Linked DNA regions of Homo sapiens: region 1 is linked to region 2. Evidence: chromatin loops called from intact Hi-C (ENCODE). Cell type or tissue: PC-3. All regions are shown on one strand. Each heading gives the region's core, and the rest is flanking DNA. Links, peaks and the distances in the headings are about the cores only. Region 1 holds the start of LOC124909410 (a long non-coding RNA gene). Region 2 overlaps NEPRO-AS1 (NEPRO antisense RNA 1).

Region 1 (8,335 bases), core at 208-8,207, 580 kb before region 2:
TTGTCACCTGCAGGCTGAAGCGTTCTCCTTAGCTGAAGATGCAAGCTTGCCCTACAGAATGTTTGGTAATCAGGGTGGGAAGGGAGGGAAACATTTGCACGTGGCATTCCCTGAAATAGGGTTGTAATAGCTACTTGAGAGGAGAAAACCTAGGTTTTTCTTGAGATTCCCAGGGCAGAGACAGCAGTGATGAGGTGTCACATTATAAACAGCCAGGCTTTCCCACTTGGCCCTAGCTTTGGAAGCATTTTTTTTTCATCTCAGTTGGAATAAGGATATTCAGGGCCAGAGTCAGAGAAATGCAGCTACAAAGGACAAGGATGGGGGTAGGGATGAGAAGAGGCTGAACAGCTGTGGGCAGTGTCTCTGAAGATGAAGAGGCCTCCCAACCTGTTCAGGGCCTGGAGCTGAGGACAGGAAACGAAACAGTTGGTTTCAATGAAGAGCCCCTGGAGGAGAGAGATCCCAGACTGGCTGATGGATCCACTCTTGCCCTGCCTCCCTGTGGGATTCAGGAGGGTGAGCTGAGGATCCTGTCTGCGTGAGCACTGCTCCTGGTACCCTGCACACCTCCACCTTTGCCATTCTCACGTAGAATCATGGAGGTGTGCCAGCTGAGGATCTGAGAGTTTCAGTCACTTCCCCAAGGGCACATAGCGAGTAGGTGGACTCCAGAATCTTCCGCAGATTGTACTGTTCCTTCTGTGAATAGTGTTTATCTTTGTTCCTCCCTTTCCCATGAGTTTTGGATAGAGACTATCACCCATATTGAGGAGGATTTGGGTATTTGATTTACCGACACATGCATGTTGTGACCCCACAGAACCTTCTGGTGGGTGCCTGGAGTTACGAAGAGAGGAGCTGCCATTTTCTTTGCCCCGAGGAGCTGGCTCGGTGACCTCCTTCAGTCATGGAAAGTCCCTTCCCCAGATAGAGTCCAGCATTCCACTGGCTTCTCCTGCTGCTAAAATAAAACCGGGCGAATCCCTCAGTAAACCGTGGAGCATAAAGAGGTGGGGCTGCTTCTCCAGCATTTGTCAGGGGTGTGAAGAGGTCATTTTTTATGTGCACAGCTTTGCTTCTCTGGCTGCTACACCTCTGTCCTGCTCCAGCTGAACTGCTCTTATTACTTCTGTGCTTACTTTGCCAAGAGCCTCTTCACAGTGACTGCTTTTCTCCGGTTACGCTCCTGTTGAACCCGGCTTTCTCAGTCACTCTTCCTTTCCCTTTTAAAGAGTGAAGTCCATGAACCCAGGCAAGAGTTAGCATAGACACTGTCCTACAGAAATGGCTCGTTAAGCTCTTTAAGCTCTCTGTGCTCCCCTCTGCCCCAGCCCTTGTGTAAATCCTACAGATGCAGCTGAATGACTTTATGTCCTCCAACCGTGAGACTGGCGCTGTGGAAAGAATTAGCAACATGTACATTTAGAACTGATATTTGTAAAAACAAGCTTGGTCTGGATTTTCGGTACTGTTGCAGGAACAAAACTGACCACAGTGTGTGCGTTTGTAGCACAAGACAGACGTGATCAGAAAACAGTGAAGGCTTCAGCAGCACAGTCCACCCTTTCCTCCAGGGCCCTTTCCCCATTTCCGCTCACATCTTCCCAAACAAGCTACCAAACAGGTTATGCATCTGAAAATTTATTCGCTTCAGCCACAGGGCGACTTGAATGGACTTTGTTGTTCACATTTCCTCCCTTGGTCTTCTGTGGATTAGAAACCATAGTGCGTTAAGATAAAGAAATTAGGTCAAACTAGCCATAGTGAAACAGGTTCAAATTTTTATTTTTTTTTATTTTTTAAGAGATGGGGTCTCACTCTGTCATCCAGGCTGGAGTGCAGGGGCACAATCATAGTTCACTGCGGCGTCAATCTCCTGGGCTCAAGTGATCCTCCTGCCTCAGCCTCCCAAAGTGTTGGGATTACAGGCGTGAGCCACTGTGCCCTGCCAAAAAGTTTTTTACATGTTGGATTAACACAACCATTTAATTGGTGGCCTTCATATGGTCAATGGAAGCCAACACTGCTTAAAGAATAAGGAATAACAGAAGGCTAAGTACACATTTGGGGACTTTAAAAAAATCACAAAATATTTCATTGAAAGCAACTTTGTGTTTTTAAAATCAGGAAAAGCTTGCTGTTCAAACTTCTAAAATGGGTTTTTGAACACAATGCAAATAGTTTAGAGAAAGAATAATAATTTAAAAAAATGCCTGATCCATTTCTCTAACGAATGATCAGGAAAGCAGAGGCAAGAGGTGACTTTAATTTCACAAGCAAATACATACGCATGTGCACATTTATACGTCTATTTTCTGATTACGTCATACTCCAGGCAACAAGGGGGCCTGGTCAATGTAGAACTTCTCAGACACAGAGCTGCCAGACAGTGTGAGAGTGGAACCCAGATGCTGAGCTTGCCAACACCTTACTGGGGAGAGAATGTCAGGTGCAACCGAGAGACAACATTAGATTAGCTGTGCACTTTGCAAGAAGAGGGGAAGAGGACAATACGTTCATCCTGAGAGCTGCTTCTGAGAACCTCAGGGAAGAAGTCTAGAACCCTGATCTACATAAAGTGACAGATGACGGACTCGCTGTGGAGGACTCCTGAAGTAGTGTCCCTGATTAGAATGCTGATTTCTTCCCCAAAGGTGATGTGGGCACAGAACTGAGCTGTGTGAATGGGAGGCCAAATAAGCTCTGCTGAATTTGCTCTGGCAGCCCAAGTCCTTAAGGTGAGGCCTGTCTGGCTGCTGCTGCTGTTACCAGTCTTTTAGTATGGTTAGTCATTTCTCTTGTTCCTGCTGCTGTTAAAAGAGCTTTTCCTGTTTTTCCTTCTGCCTTGAAGCTGGCCAGACATCTGTGGAGTGACAGGGCCTTTCCAAGAAGGCAGAGTCAGAGTGATGAGGTCCACACAGGTCAGTGAGATGAAGACACGAAGGAATATGTAAGCACCCAGGACTCGGTCCCAGTGACAGTTACTTGTTAAGAGGAATGTGTGACAAACCCCACTCCTGAGCCCTTCTGATGGCATCAGAAACCTGGGGGAAATATACAGAGTTTCTTCTGGGAGGTGACTAGCTGGTGCCATTAAAACATCTATCCCAGTAGGGCAGGGCCTGGGGTCACCTCCCCGCCATATTCTAAAGAATCACATCCTCTTGCTGGAGCAGCAGGTGTTGCAGAGGTGTGAAGGGGGCCAACACAGTTTCTGGGCAGGAAGTCCAAGCTGCTGGCCTTTCTGGGCAGGGTGACAACTGGAGGGAAGTGTGCAGCAGCATTCTGCCATTGCTGGCAAGTCTCCGTGAGGGTGGGAGGGACCCCAAGATGGTGAGTTGACTTGGATGCAGTGCCTATCCCTGTTGCACTCCCAAAGCTGCAGATGGAAGGAGCAAGTGTTTCTCAGCTCCTCAGGTTTGCGTCTGTCCTCAAAACATGGCTCCCCTTCTGCCTCCTTTCTTGCAGGTTTAAATCTCCCGCAGCCCCTCTCCTTCCTGTGTGAATGCAGAGTTGGCTCTACAGAGGGTGAGTGGAGCATCTGGCAGTGGTTACTTTGCTGTGGTCACTGTAATTTTTGTGAAACAGCACCAAGATTGATCGCTCCCTCCCCTCTCTTAATGTTGGAGGTTCAGAAGACAGGGATCTGGTCTCTCCGAACCACATCAAGGTCATCATCCAAAGTTAACAAAACCTGAAGTGAGAGGGACAGAGAAATGAAAGGAATGGACAGTCACTGTCACACTAAGTCCTGTTTTCTCTCTGAGATGCACACAGACTGGAAACTGTTAGTTCCCTCTCATTCTCATGCCTTCTGCAGCTCTCTGCAATCCTTTGCTCTTAATAGGCACTTATTATAATTATACAATTCATTTGTCAATTAAATATTCATGAAGGTTTATGATGTGCTATTCCAGATGCTATGGAGATATAGTTGGTAATGAAAGAGACAAAAATCCCTATTCTCCATGTAGCTTACATTCTAAAGAGGGCTTTAGACGTGAAACAAATACATGAGTAAAATATAGCATGTTAGATAGTAATAAGTGCTAAGGATAGAAGTTAAATAAGGGAGGAAATACAGGAAGTATCAGGTGTGGGGAGGTAAAAAATTTTGATAGGGTGGCCTGGGAAGTCATTACTTAGGGGACATTTAGGTCAAGAGTCAAAGGAATAAAGTCCTGTTGGATAGAGTATTGCTATATAAGAAATGTACCCTCCTCCTCCATTTCTAGTTCATTTGACTACTACTGCCCCACGTGGAATCTTTAGTTCCACTTTTGCTGTCTCTGTCTCTCTCATGAAGGTGACGATCAAAAGTAAAAGACGTAAGGACTGTTTATACAGATTGGCCAAGCTTCCCAAACTGGCCACTAGAGGATAGCCCTGCTCCACTCTTGAAGTCATATGGCCTGCCTGAGCCCGCTTTGCGTGGAGCCCGGGCATCTAGTAGGTCTGGAGCCCGGGAGTCTAGTAGGGTTGTTAATTGTCAATTGAACCTGCCTACAGGCACCATGGACTTTTAATTGGGAAAAATCAAAGTTAGGATTAAAGGATGGAACTATAATCCAGGGTTGATATAAATACTCATGGCTTCTGAGAAAGGGTTGGGGCAAAAAAATAGAGAAACTACAGGAGAGATTTGGGACAGACTGGTCAGAAGGCAACAGACACGTGGCTGCTACCCCAAGCCACTTAAGGAATATGTAAAATATTTGTGAAATATTCAGGGAGACTGGAGGAGGAGGAGGAGGAGGAGGAATGTGAGTATGGCATAAGAAGGAATAACCCAATGTTATCGGAATTGCTAAAAGTGGTTCCTGGGGGAATTCTGGGCATGTGGGTCTAATAACCAATTCAGAACAAACGTGCTGTGCAACTTAGGGAAAGTAATTTTGTCCCTCTGTGTCTAAAGATATTGAAGAGTAAAAGAAAAACTAAAGATCTAACCAAAGGATATAAAATTTATGAAAGAAATAAGATGGTCTGTACATTGAATTACAAGGAGGAAATGGAAAGTAAAATTAGAGAGGAATATAAAAAAAAGTAAGGAAGAGCAGAAGAAAAAGAGAGTACAAGATGTAAAGAGAGAAGAAAGTCACAAAAAGATAGATATGAACTCACCAAGAATGAGAAAAACAGAGCAGTAGCAGAGAGGAAGTGCCAGATGTCATGGTCATCGAAGAAATCCAGCAGAATGCACTCGCGGTTCTTCTCCCGGGATTCGGCCGGAGTTCCCTGGAGGAAGGTGAGGCAGGACATGGGCAAGATTCCCACAGTTCAACTGTTCAAAGAGTTGAACGTCCAGAAAGCCACAAAAACGCTACTAGATGTCTGGTTCGAAAAGTTAGCTTCCAAGAAAACATCCATCCACACAAAAACCTGTACACAAAGACCTCAAAAGCACAGGCAACCAAAGCAAAAATAGAGAAGCGAGATTACATCAAGCTACGAAGCTTCTGCACAGCAAAGGAAATGACGAACAAAGTGAAGAGACAACCCACAGAATGGGAGAAAATATTTGCAAACTATCCATCTGACAAGAAATTAATAACCAGAATATATAAGGAGCTGAAAGAACTGTAAGGGAAAAAAAATCCAATTTAAAAATGGGCAAAAGATCTGAATAGACATTTCTCAAAAGAAGACATACAAATGGCAAACAGGCATATGAAAAGGTGCTCAACATCATTGATCATCAGAGAATGCAAATCAAAACTACAATGAGATATCATCTTACCCCTGTTAAAAAGGCTCGTATCAAAAAGACAGGCAATAACAGATGCTGGCGAGGATGTGGAGGAAAGGGAACTCTCACACACTGTTGGTGGGAATGTAAATTAGTACAGCCACTGTGGAGAACAGTTTGGAAGTTCCTCAAAAAACTAAAAATAGAGCTATGGCCGGGTGTGGTGGCTCACACCTGTAATCCCAGGACCATGGGAGGCAGAGGCAGGTGGATCGCCTAAGGTCAGGAGTTTGAGACCAGCCTGGCCAACATGGTGAAACCCCGTCTCTACTAAAAATACAAAAAAATTAGCTGGGCACGGTGGTGGGCGCCTGTAGTCCCAGCTACTCAGGAGGGTGAGGCAGGAGAATCACTTGAACCTGGGAGGTGGAGGTTGCAGTGAGCCGAGATTGCGCCATTGCACTCCAGCCTGGGAGACAGAGGGAGACCCCGTCCCCCCGCCCCCCCAAAAAAAAGAAAGAAAGAAAAAAATAGAGCTACCATATGATCCAGCAATTCTACTACTTGATATATATCCAAAAGAAAAGAAATCAGTATGTCAAAGAGTTATCTGCACTCCCATGTTTATTACAGCACTGTTCACAATAGGCAAAATATGGAATCGATCTAAGTGCCCATCAACAGAGGTATGGACAAAGACAATATGATACACATATCTACATAGACAATGTACATACACCTACAAACACAATAAAATACTATTCAGCCATAAAAAAGAATAAAATCCTGCCATTTGCAGCAACACGTATGGAACTCGAGGCCATTATGTTAAGTGAAATAAGTGAAGCACAAAATGACAAATATTGCATGTTCTCACTCATATGAGGCAGCTAGAAAAGTGGATCCCGTGAAGACAGAGAATAGTTTGGTGGTTACCAGAGTCCAGGAAGGGTGGGGGGAGAGGGAGATGAGGGGAAAAACCAAAGAATATACATGTATTTATGACCACTGAACTGCACATTTTAAAATGGTAACGATGGTAAATTTTATATGTATATTTTACCTCAAGGAAAAAACTTGTACACAAATATTCACAGCAGCATCACTCATAATGACACAAAAATAGAAACAATCCAACTGTCCATCAACTGATGAGCAGGTAGATAAAATGTGATATATCAGTACAACGGAATATTTTTCAGCAATGAATAGACATGAAGTACTATGTATGTTACAGCATGCTTGAACCTAGGACACATTAAGTGAAAGAAGCCAGACACAAAGGCCGTGTATTGTGTGATTCCATTTACATGAAATGTCCAGAATAAGCAAATATACAGAGACAAAAGGTAGATTTAGTAGTTGCTTAGGGGTAAGGGGTTAGCGAGAAATGAGGAGTGAATGCTGATGCATATGAGGTTTCTTTCCGGAGTGACAGAAATGTTCTAAAATCTATTGTGGTAACTGTTCTGATGGAATGCTAAGACTTCTTCCTGTTCTGTGCCTCAGATATACCACTAATTTCCTAGGCTTCGGCTCTGTTATCTATGGACTGGATGTAATGACACTCAGCTTGGGTATTTGTTGATGGATGGAGATTATGAGAAAGATGAGAAGATGAACTACTCAAGGCTTTTGACCGCGTTAAGCATCCACTGGGACCAGCGTCGTAATACAACATGCAATGAAGACCAAGTTTGCAATGTCTGTAGTACTTACAGATTTATAAAGTGCCACCCTGAGAATGATAACGCATGCAGTTATTGTGCATTTGTGTGCGGCTATTAAAAACCATCCCTGGTAGAGAAAACTTTCATTTTAGACACTGTGAAAACACATTAAGAGAGGGAGGTAGAAAGGCCAAAATGGCAAGTTGGAGAGAGAGGTTGTTTTTGGATAAGAAAACTGGCCTCTTACCTCCCAGCTGCTGAGATTCTGGAAGAAAAAATATAGGGCGGCAGCCCACATCACAGCGGTGGCCACGATGCAGAAGAGCGGGACTGGGAGGACCTTTTCAGAGCTGCGGAGCTGTGGGAGGAGAAGCAGATGCGGCCTCACGCGACCCCGCCTTCGCCTGCCCGAGGGCCCGAGGTAGCCGCTCCCGGCACCCGCTCTTACCTTCATGATGATGTAAAAGGCCAGGTACAGCAAAAGGTTACAGATGAAGATGCCCAGCATGTAGGAAGCAAAGTCCCTGGGGCGGTATATCAATCCAAAGAGGGCGCTGCAGGCGTGGGAGAAATGTGGGCAGCCGTGAAGGTGGATTTGTAACACTATTGGCTTTTCCAATCCCCCAGTCCCTTGAGGGGGAAGGGGCAGGTTCTTTTTTTTTTTTTAACTTTTATTTTTAGTTCATTTTATTTTTTTTTAAACTCTTACCTCTGATGGAACAGTAGATTTTTAAAAAAATACTTTAACATATAAGTATCTTTTTTTTTTTTTTTTTTTTTTTTTTTTTAAGAGTTGGGGTCTCATTCCCTCACTCAGGCTAGAGTGCAATGGCACCATCACGGCTCACTGCAACCTCCACATCCTGGACTCAAGCGATCCTTCCACTTCAACCTCTCTGGTATCCGGGACTACAGATGCATGCCACCACTTCCAGCTAACTTTTAAAATTTTTTTTGTAGAGGCAGGGTCTTG
Region 2 (8,335 bases), core at 21-8,020:
TCCTTTCAATTCTTGAAATGTTCACGTTATTGAAACCTCGTTCCCTCCTGGCTTTTGTAGCACTGTTCCTCAGCTACTCCCTTCCCCACCAGTCCGTCTTCCCTTCTCTTTTCACAGACCCTACCCCTCAGTCATCCCCTAATGATCCTTGGCCTCAGCTAGATGACTGGCTCCCAAACCCTGTCTCCAGGTCCTTCGGCTTCTCTGAGCCTCACTCTCACATTTCCAATTATTTCTGTGATATTTTCCTTGAGGTAGCTCACTGGCTTCTCAAATGCTGACTTTCTTTCTTTCTCCCCCAAGCCTTTATATTTTGATGACCCCAGCACCCACTCAGGATTGGAATGATATTATTCATTCCTCACTCCTCTCTTCCCCTTGCCCCATTTCCAATTAGGCACCCAATCCCATTTCTGTTACTCCAAAATGGTCTTTGCCATCTTTGTTATTATGGTTTCACCTTGCCCTTGAACCACCATGGGTGTCTGATGGTGCATCTTCATTATTTCCCAGCCCAGATGAGTTCATCTTTCTAAAGTTTGACTCTGCTGCTGTCAAAATCCATTCTCTTTCTGAATTTACCCACACTTTTGTCTGGATATTAACTCAGTGTTTTCAAGACAATCTCTGATTTTTCTCTTCAATGTAACAAATTCTTACTCAATACTTAGTATGAGTATGTGCAAGTCACTGTATGAGGAGCTGCAGAAGTAGAAAGAGGAAGAAGTCTTTGCCTTCAAGGAGTACAATCTAACTTTAAGAGGAGACCATTGGGGATAAGACAGAAAGTTAGGAGAGTTAGAAAAGAAGATAAAAAAGCAAGGGCTCTCTCAGAAAGAAGAAACCACAGCATGTGTGTTGCATGTGTGTTTTGTGTGTGTGTGTGAGTGGTGTGTGTGCATGGTGTGTGTGTGTCCAGGACTGTGAAAAGTAGAGGTGGTGTTTGAGGAGGATTTTGACAGGGAGAAAGGAGAGCAGAACTTTCCAGGTGAAGAAAACAATTTCCACAGTGATGTAGAGATGGGAAAATACCATGCATATTTGGAAAAATAGTAATCCAGATTTGTGGGAACATAAGGTCTAGTGAGATCTAGTCTAACCAATTAATCTACATGATGAGAACTAAAATCCACATGTTTCTTTAGGAAATATAGTAAATGGTATAGCTTAGGACTTTGTCTTACACTTTAACAAAGCAGAGTGCTGTATATATTTATTTGTCAGATCACACACACACACACACACACACACTCTCTCTCTCTGTCTCTCTCTCTCTCACAGAGACATGCATGGACAGAAAACCATGCTGGGTAGTATAGTTACACAGACCTTGCTCTTGAGAAATAGCCTCTCGGGAGAAGGAGGGAAGGGTGAATAAATAATTGCAACATCATATGGTCAACACTATTAGTACAAGTAAAGATGTGTGCAATGCCCACAGCAGCCTAGAGGAGGGAAAGTTGGCATAGATTGTAAGGAAAGCTATGTAGGATAGCATTTGATTTAGGCCTTGGAGAATAAATACAAGTTTGTCAATGGAAAGGGGGAAAGCAGGGTGTTTTAGGTCAAGGGAACAGGAGTGAAAGGTGTGTGTGGTGTGGTGGGGGAGTGTGGGTAGAGCTTGAGAAAATGTGTTCATAGCAGGGAAAGTTGTCTTGTGGGACAGAGCAGTAGTCCTCAGTGCTGGTGATTTTGCCCCCCAATGGTTCTTCATGGGGGTGATTTTGCCCCCCAGGGTACATTTGACAATGCCTACAGACATTTTTAAATTGTCACACTCTTGCACGGGGAGGGTATGTTCTACTGGTATCCAGTGGATAGAGGCCAGAGATGCCACTAAATATCCTACAATGCACAGGATAGTTCCTACAACAAAGAATTCTCCCCTTCAAAATGTCAACAGTGCCAAGGTGCAGAAACCTCTGGCTAGAATGTAGTAGTCCCAGAAAGAAGCAGAAGGAAATAAGATTGGAAAGATAGATTGGTGTTAATTTGTAAAATGCCTTAAATGCCATATAATATACTGAAGGTTTCCAGAAAAGGTAAACATTGTATTTTCATTGATTTAATTAGTCTCATTCAATTAAACAATATTTGTTTATAGTATAATTCAATAAAAAGTGATAATGCTTATAGGTGACAAAAGAGAATTTTCTTTACAAAATTCTATAATTTTAAGCCTTGAGGTCATTTGAACAGAGACTTTCTAATGGAAAAGCATCTATTTGAATCCTTTCCCTGGTTAGTAGCTGGATTCCTCTGCCTCCGGCCACTCCTCCTGCCTCCACTCAAGGTATCATGGTTATTCATTGAAGCTTCTGGCTGAGTTGGCCCATAAAGCACAGGGCTGCTCAGGCGGACCTGGTCTCTTTAAGACTGTGACTAGGAACTCATCACTTGTTTAGAGTCACAGCTAGGTGTGGGTTCTCAGGAAAGACTGGCTGTGGTCCAGGACTAATACAAGATGTTTTGAACAGAAGTCTGGGGATCACTTTTTCTAAGCCTTATTTGTGTTGGAAAAGTTGAGTTCATATTATCATCACTTAATTGAGTCCTTTTTTCCCATACTCTTCCATTAGGAACCCCTGCGTCACCCCCTGAGTGGGGTATTAGACCCACTTTATAATGAAGAGGTTGATAATTGGCAGGAAGTTACTTAGGAAATACAGTGCCATCTAAGCCTATTTTCAACCTTTTGAACAAAGGTATCCGCCCAGAAATAATTTCCCAATGTGAAGGGGAGGAAGAAGATTATAGGGCACACCCTTCCTTCAGATTAAAGAAGGCTGCTTACTAAAGTTTGTACACTAGTGGTTCTCAAATCGTTAAGCTCAGGGAACATTTTCAAAATACTGGGATTTCTGATGGCACACTTAATGGGATTAAATGGAATCCACTGTGATTATCATACTACAATGGCATTCATACATTAAAGTTAAAAGGATACAACCTATGTGCCCAGAGAGAAAGAGAGGTTACAATTGAAAAAGTCAGACCATCCTCCCACCTTTCCACTCAGAAAGTGTATGCCCCATGGTAGGTTTGCCAGGTAAAATACAGGAGGCCAAGTTCATTTTGAATTTCAGATACATAATGAATATTTTTGAATATAAGTTTGTCCCATGCTAAACTCATTTATCGGAAATTCAAATGTAACTGAATACCTTGTATTTTTATTTGCTAAATCCAGCAACCCTCCTGAGAGAGCGTTAGATGGGAGTCTTCCATTCATTCCACCAGTATCTGTGCCCACACACTTCTCCTGGGTGAGCTTCTTGCTCCTTTAGATATGATTGTTGTTAACGATGCATACAACATGGCCCCTAAATCCAAGCCAACTACTTCAGCTAGTGTCAACCTAAAGAAATCACAATCTGTGTTAATGCTGGAGGGACTTACTGAGAGACGGTATGTTTGTCTCTGATATGGTACATTCCCTAAGTGTTTTTGTTATTTGGCAAACATTAATTGAGCATCAGAAATGTTCCGGGCACTTAGGATGGAACAAGAAACTAAACATTGCTGTTCTCATGGTGCCTACATACTTGTGGGAGGAGACTGTTCGATGCTCATTTTTATCCCAGAGTTGACCTGAGTTAGATGTGAGTTCATGTATCAGCTGCAACACACTTTAGGACCTTGTTATTTGAATACCTCTGCTTTCTGCCCTGATTATGTTTTCTCGTATATTCCTGAGGCAAAGTTCTTTCTATGCCAGCATCTCCCACAGTAGACCTTATGAAGATAGACAGCAATAAATACTGGTGTAAAAGATAAAGCTTTTAGGAACATGACTCTCTTAACTGAAAACTTTTTGTGTCTTGGCATGTGTGCATGTGCTTATGTGTGTTTGTGAGTATACAGATAATGCACAAATAATGGGTTTCCTGGAAATGTTGGTTGTACAGAGACTATCTTTCTTGATCATTTTTGTCCCCAAAGCAAGCACTTGAAAGAATTCAGTAACAACTTCTTGAGCAGAAAAGATGGCCTCTGCTCAGAGCTTGGTGCAGCAGCAGACACTGAAATGTGGCTTGGCTCTGTCTCTTGGCATAGTTCTAGGGTGTTATGTTCCACGAGAGGCCTTGGAGGGAGGAGGCACTGGTACCTTTTCAGAATCTCGTCAAATCAGGCACAGACTTGCTGGCAGCCACAGCAAAGGGATCTTACTGATCTTTGCCCAACTCTCAGGAGGTAACTGGCAAGACAGAAGAAAGCAAAACAAGCAACCAAATCCGAGGCCTTATAAATTTGACTTGGAAATTTTGTCTCAAGGCTGTCAAAGAGTAGAAATAATGATTTCATTTTCTCCAAGTCCCATTCTTGGGCATTTCGTATTTAACGCAGATAAAACACATTCGAGTACCTATCAACTTTTTTTCTTTCTTTTTTTTTTTTTAGTCTAGCCGTTCTCAGCATCAGGTGACTCTGCTCCTTGAAAATACATTTAAGTGATGCCATTCCTGTCCAAAACCACCACTGACTCCTTCTTCAGAGGGCAAGCCTTGAAATCATGTGCATTTGCCTGTGAGACGTTTCTCCGATTATCTGAAAATCTTCTGCCAGGGATAAGGCGATTTGTCTCCATTCTGTCTGAGGTTGCGGATCTTGGTTTGCAGAGGAGGGCTGCAACGTAGTAGGTTCCTCCACGTGGCTTCTCACTGAAGCCAGAATGACTCATTTAGAGAGTAATCTTGGTGCGGCCTCTTGCTGCCCTCTGGTGGAGAAAACGGGTATTGAACAAGCCATAACGACTGATCTCTGAGGCAAATGCTGTGAAGTGTCAGCGCAAAGGTCCACGGGGAATAATTACACTTCAAGCTATTATCTAAATGAACGGAGTTCATCTAAATGAATGGAGTTGGAACGGTTGTTCTATGAGAATCTGATTTCTCAGCAAGAGAAGTTTTAATTCCATCCCCTTTTTATTTCTGTTTGCTGCGAACTGGTTTCTCATTTCTCCACACTTGCTCTTCCTTTTCGTGAACAATCATTTTGTGTATTTTGAGATCATTATAAAATTCTTGTACGCTCATTTTAAAACATTTCCAGAAAGTGAAAGTCAGCATGTGACCCAGGAAAATTCTAATTCTTAAAACACTCAAGACTCTAAACTAGGGTTTAGACCTATATATTCAGATCTAATTCCAAACCAAAATTCATTTCAGAAGTTTAAATAAAACGTATTAGTCTTATGCCTTCTGAGTCTTTGATTCAAATGAGAGGCTTCTTTTTTTATTTTTTTATTTTATTATTATTATACTTTAAGTTTTAGGGTACATGTGCACAATGTGCAGGTTAGTTACATATGTATACATGTGCCATGCTGGTGTGCTGCACCCATTAACTCGTCATTTAGCATTAGGTATATCTCCTAATGCTATCCCTCCCTCTTTCCCCCACCCCACAACAGTCCCCAGAGTGTGATGTTCCCCTTCCTGTGTCCATGTGTTCTCATTGTTCAATTCCCACCTATGAGTGAGAACATGTGGTGCTTGGTTTTTTGTCCTTGTTGCGATAGTTTACTGAGAATGATTATTTCCAATTTCATCCATGTCCCTACAAAGGACATGAACTCATCATTTTTTATGGCTGCATAGTATTCCATGGTGTATATGTGCCACATTTTCTTAATCCATTCTATCCTTGTTGGACATTTGGGTTGGTTCCAAGTCTTTGCTATTGTGAATAGTGCCACAATAAACATACATGTGCACGTGTCTTTATAGCAGCATGATTTATAGTCCTTTGGGTATATACCCAGTAATGGGATGGCTGGGTCAAATGGTATTTCTAGTTCTAGATCCCTGAGGAATCGCCACACTGACTTCCACAATGGTTGAACTAGTTTACAGTCCCACCAACAGTGTAAAAGTGTTCCTATTTCTCCACATCCTCTCCAGCACCTGTTGTTTCCTGACTTTTTAATGATTGCCATTCTAACTGGTGTGAGATGGTATCTCATTGTGGTTTTCATTTGCATTTCTTTGATGGCCAGTGATGGTGAGCATTTTTTCATGTGTTTTTTTGGCTGCATAAATGTCTTCTTTTGAGAAGTGTCTGTTCATATCCTTTGCCCACTTTTTGATGGGGTTGTTTGTTTTTTTCTTGTAAATTTGTTTGAGTTCATTGTAGATTCTGGATATTAGCCCTTTGTCAGATGAGTAGGTTGCGAAAATTTTCTCCCATTTTGTAGGTTTCCTGTTCACTCTGATGGTAGTTTCTTTTGCTGTGCAGAAGCTCTTTAGTTTAATTAGACCCCATTCGTCAATTTTGGCTTTTGTTGCCATTGCTTTTGGTGTTTTAGACATGAAGTCCTTGCCCATGCCTATGTCCTGAATGGTAATGCCTGTTTGAAGATGACATGATTGTATATCTAGAAAACCCCATTGTCTCAGCCCAAAATCTCCTTAAGCTGATAAGCAACTTCAGCAAAGTCTCAGGATACAAAATCAATGTGCAAAAATCACAAGCATTCTTATACACCAATAACAGACAAACAGAGAGCCAAATCATGAGTGAACTCCCATTCACAATTGCTTCAAAGAGAATAAAATACCTAGGAATCCAACTTACATGGGATGTGAAGGACCTCTTCAAGGAGAACTACAAACCGCTGCTCAAGGAAATAAAAGAGGATACAAACAAATGGAAGAACATTCCATGCTCATGGGTAGGAAGAATCAATATCGTGAAAATGGCCATACTGCCCAAGGTAATTTATAGATTCAATGCCATCCCCATCAAGCTACCAATGACTTTCTTCACAGAATTGGAAAAAACTACTTTAAAGTTCATATGGAACCAAAAAAGAGCCCACATCGCCAAGTCAATCCTAAGCCAAAAGAACAAAGCTGGAGGCATCACACTACCTGACTTCAAACTATACTACAAGGCTACAGTAACCAAAACAGCATGGTACTGGTACCAAAACAGAGATATAGATCAATGGAACAGAACAGAGCCCTCAGAAATAACGCTGCGTATCTACAACTATCTGATCTTTGACAAACCTGAGAAAAACAAGCAATGGGGAAAGGATTCCCTATTTAATAAATGGTGCTGGGAAAACTGGCTAGCCATATGTAGAAAGCTGAAACTGGATCCTTTCCTTACACCTTATACAAAAATTAATTCAAGATGGATTAAAGACTTAAACGTTAGACCTAAAACCATAAAAACCCTAGGAGAGGCTGTCTTCTTAAGACTTTTGCATACAAGTTACATTTCAAGAGAATACGCTTATTTTTTAAGCTCTAAACATGAGAAAATTCTCAAAAAGTATATCCAGGTAGAAGCATGCAATTTTAATTAAAATCTACTACTACTCTTCTTAGAATCAAGGAAAAATTTTGGAGACTAGAATGAGATATTAACACATTATGCATCAGTGTATGACTGATCTTTCAAATGCGTTCCAGTGCCCTCTAGAGCTGTTGTGCTTTTTGAATTAAGAAATTCTTCTTTTTTTTAAAATTTTTATTTTTTTGAGATGGAATTTCGCTCTTTTTGCCCAGGCTGGAGTGCAATGGCATGATCTTGGCTCACCGCAACCTCTACCTCCCAGGTTCAAGCGATTCTCCTGCCTCAGCCTCCAGAGTAGCTGGAATTATAGGCATGCGCCATCACGCCTGGCTAATTTTTGTGTATTTTCAGTAGATATGGGGTTTCTCCATGTTGGTCAGGCTGGTCTCAAACTCCCGACCTCAGGTGATCTGCCTGCCTCGGCCTCCCAAAGTTCTGGGATTACAGGCGTGAGCCACTGCACTCAGTCTGAATTAAGAAATTCTTAATGCCAGGTTAGTGATAGGTTCCTATAGGAAGGATTTTTTATTCATGAGTTAATTCATTTGGTTTTTATTCAACAAGTATTCCCTGAGCACCCACATGCCAGCACTATGGAAGATGAATTCATCACCTGCATGAAGGTGCTTACAGAGCTGAGAGTAAATGTCTTGAGAACAAGGCAGACCATGGGCAGCTCACAAGAGAGGTAGAGGTAAAACGAGATCAGAATTCAGAGATGAGGGCTGGGTGCGGTGGCTCATGCCTGTAATCCTAGCACTTTGGGAGGCCGAGGCGGGTGGATCACTTGAGGCCAGGAGTTCGAGACCAGCCTGGCCAACAGGGTAAAACCCCATCTCTGCTAAAGATACAAAAATTAGCAGGGCATGGTAACACGTACCTGTAATCCCAGCTACTCAGGAGGCTGAGGCAGGAGAATCTCTTGAACCCGGGAGGCTGAGGTTGCAGTGAGCCAAGATCACACCACTGCACTCCAGCCTGGGCTACAGTGTGAGACTCGTCTCAAAAAAAAAAAAAAAAAAAAAAAAGA

The links. A loop is a pair of places that touch in the nucleus more often than their neighbours do. Peaks named below come from ENCODE experiments on the same cell type or tissue, not always from the same donor. Only the 100,000 strongest peaks of a DNase experiment are listed, where the experiment ranks them.
Region 1: it touches region 2 in a loop (5-fold over the local background); 32 of 110 quality-filtered maps call a loop at or near these places.

The regions. Positions count from the first base shown.
Region 1 is chr3:113,623,008-113,631,342 of GRCh38, reverse strand. It overlaps SIDT1 (SID1 transmembrane family member 1), which reads right to left. Exons shown (of 25, transcript NM_017699.3): 22 at 7,811-7,916; 23 at 7,610-7,720; 24 at 5,128-5,241; 25 at 1,768-3,697. The coding sequence ends at 3,635. LOC124909410 (a long non-coding RNA gene) reads left to right here and starts at 7,910. Exons shown (of 2, transcript XR_007096007.1): 1 at 7,910-8,335. RefSeq lists a silencer at 4,290-4,389. In PC-3, for the core only: CTCF peaks have their summits at 4,177, 4,385 (motif pointing right) and 7,890; a DNase peak (open chromatin) is centred at 4,382.
Region 2 is chr3:113,047,772-113,056,106 of GRCh38, reverse strand. All of the region lies in intron 1 of NEPRO-AS1 (NEPRO antisense RNA 1), which reads right to left. LOLI1 (lncRNA oncogene in liver cancer 1) reads left to right here. Exons shown (of 3, transcript NR_189285.1): 3 at 4,402-5,194. Among named protein-coding and RNA genes, the nearest start is that of RMP64, 32 kb to the right of the region's middle. RefSeq lists an enhancer at 4,404-4,583. In PC-3, for the core only: a CTCF peak has its summit at 4,725 (motif pointing left); a DNase peak (open chromatin) is centred at 4,706; H3K4me3 peaks cover 414 bases.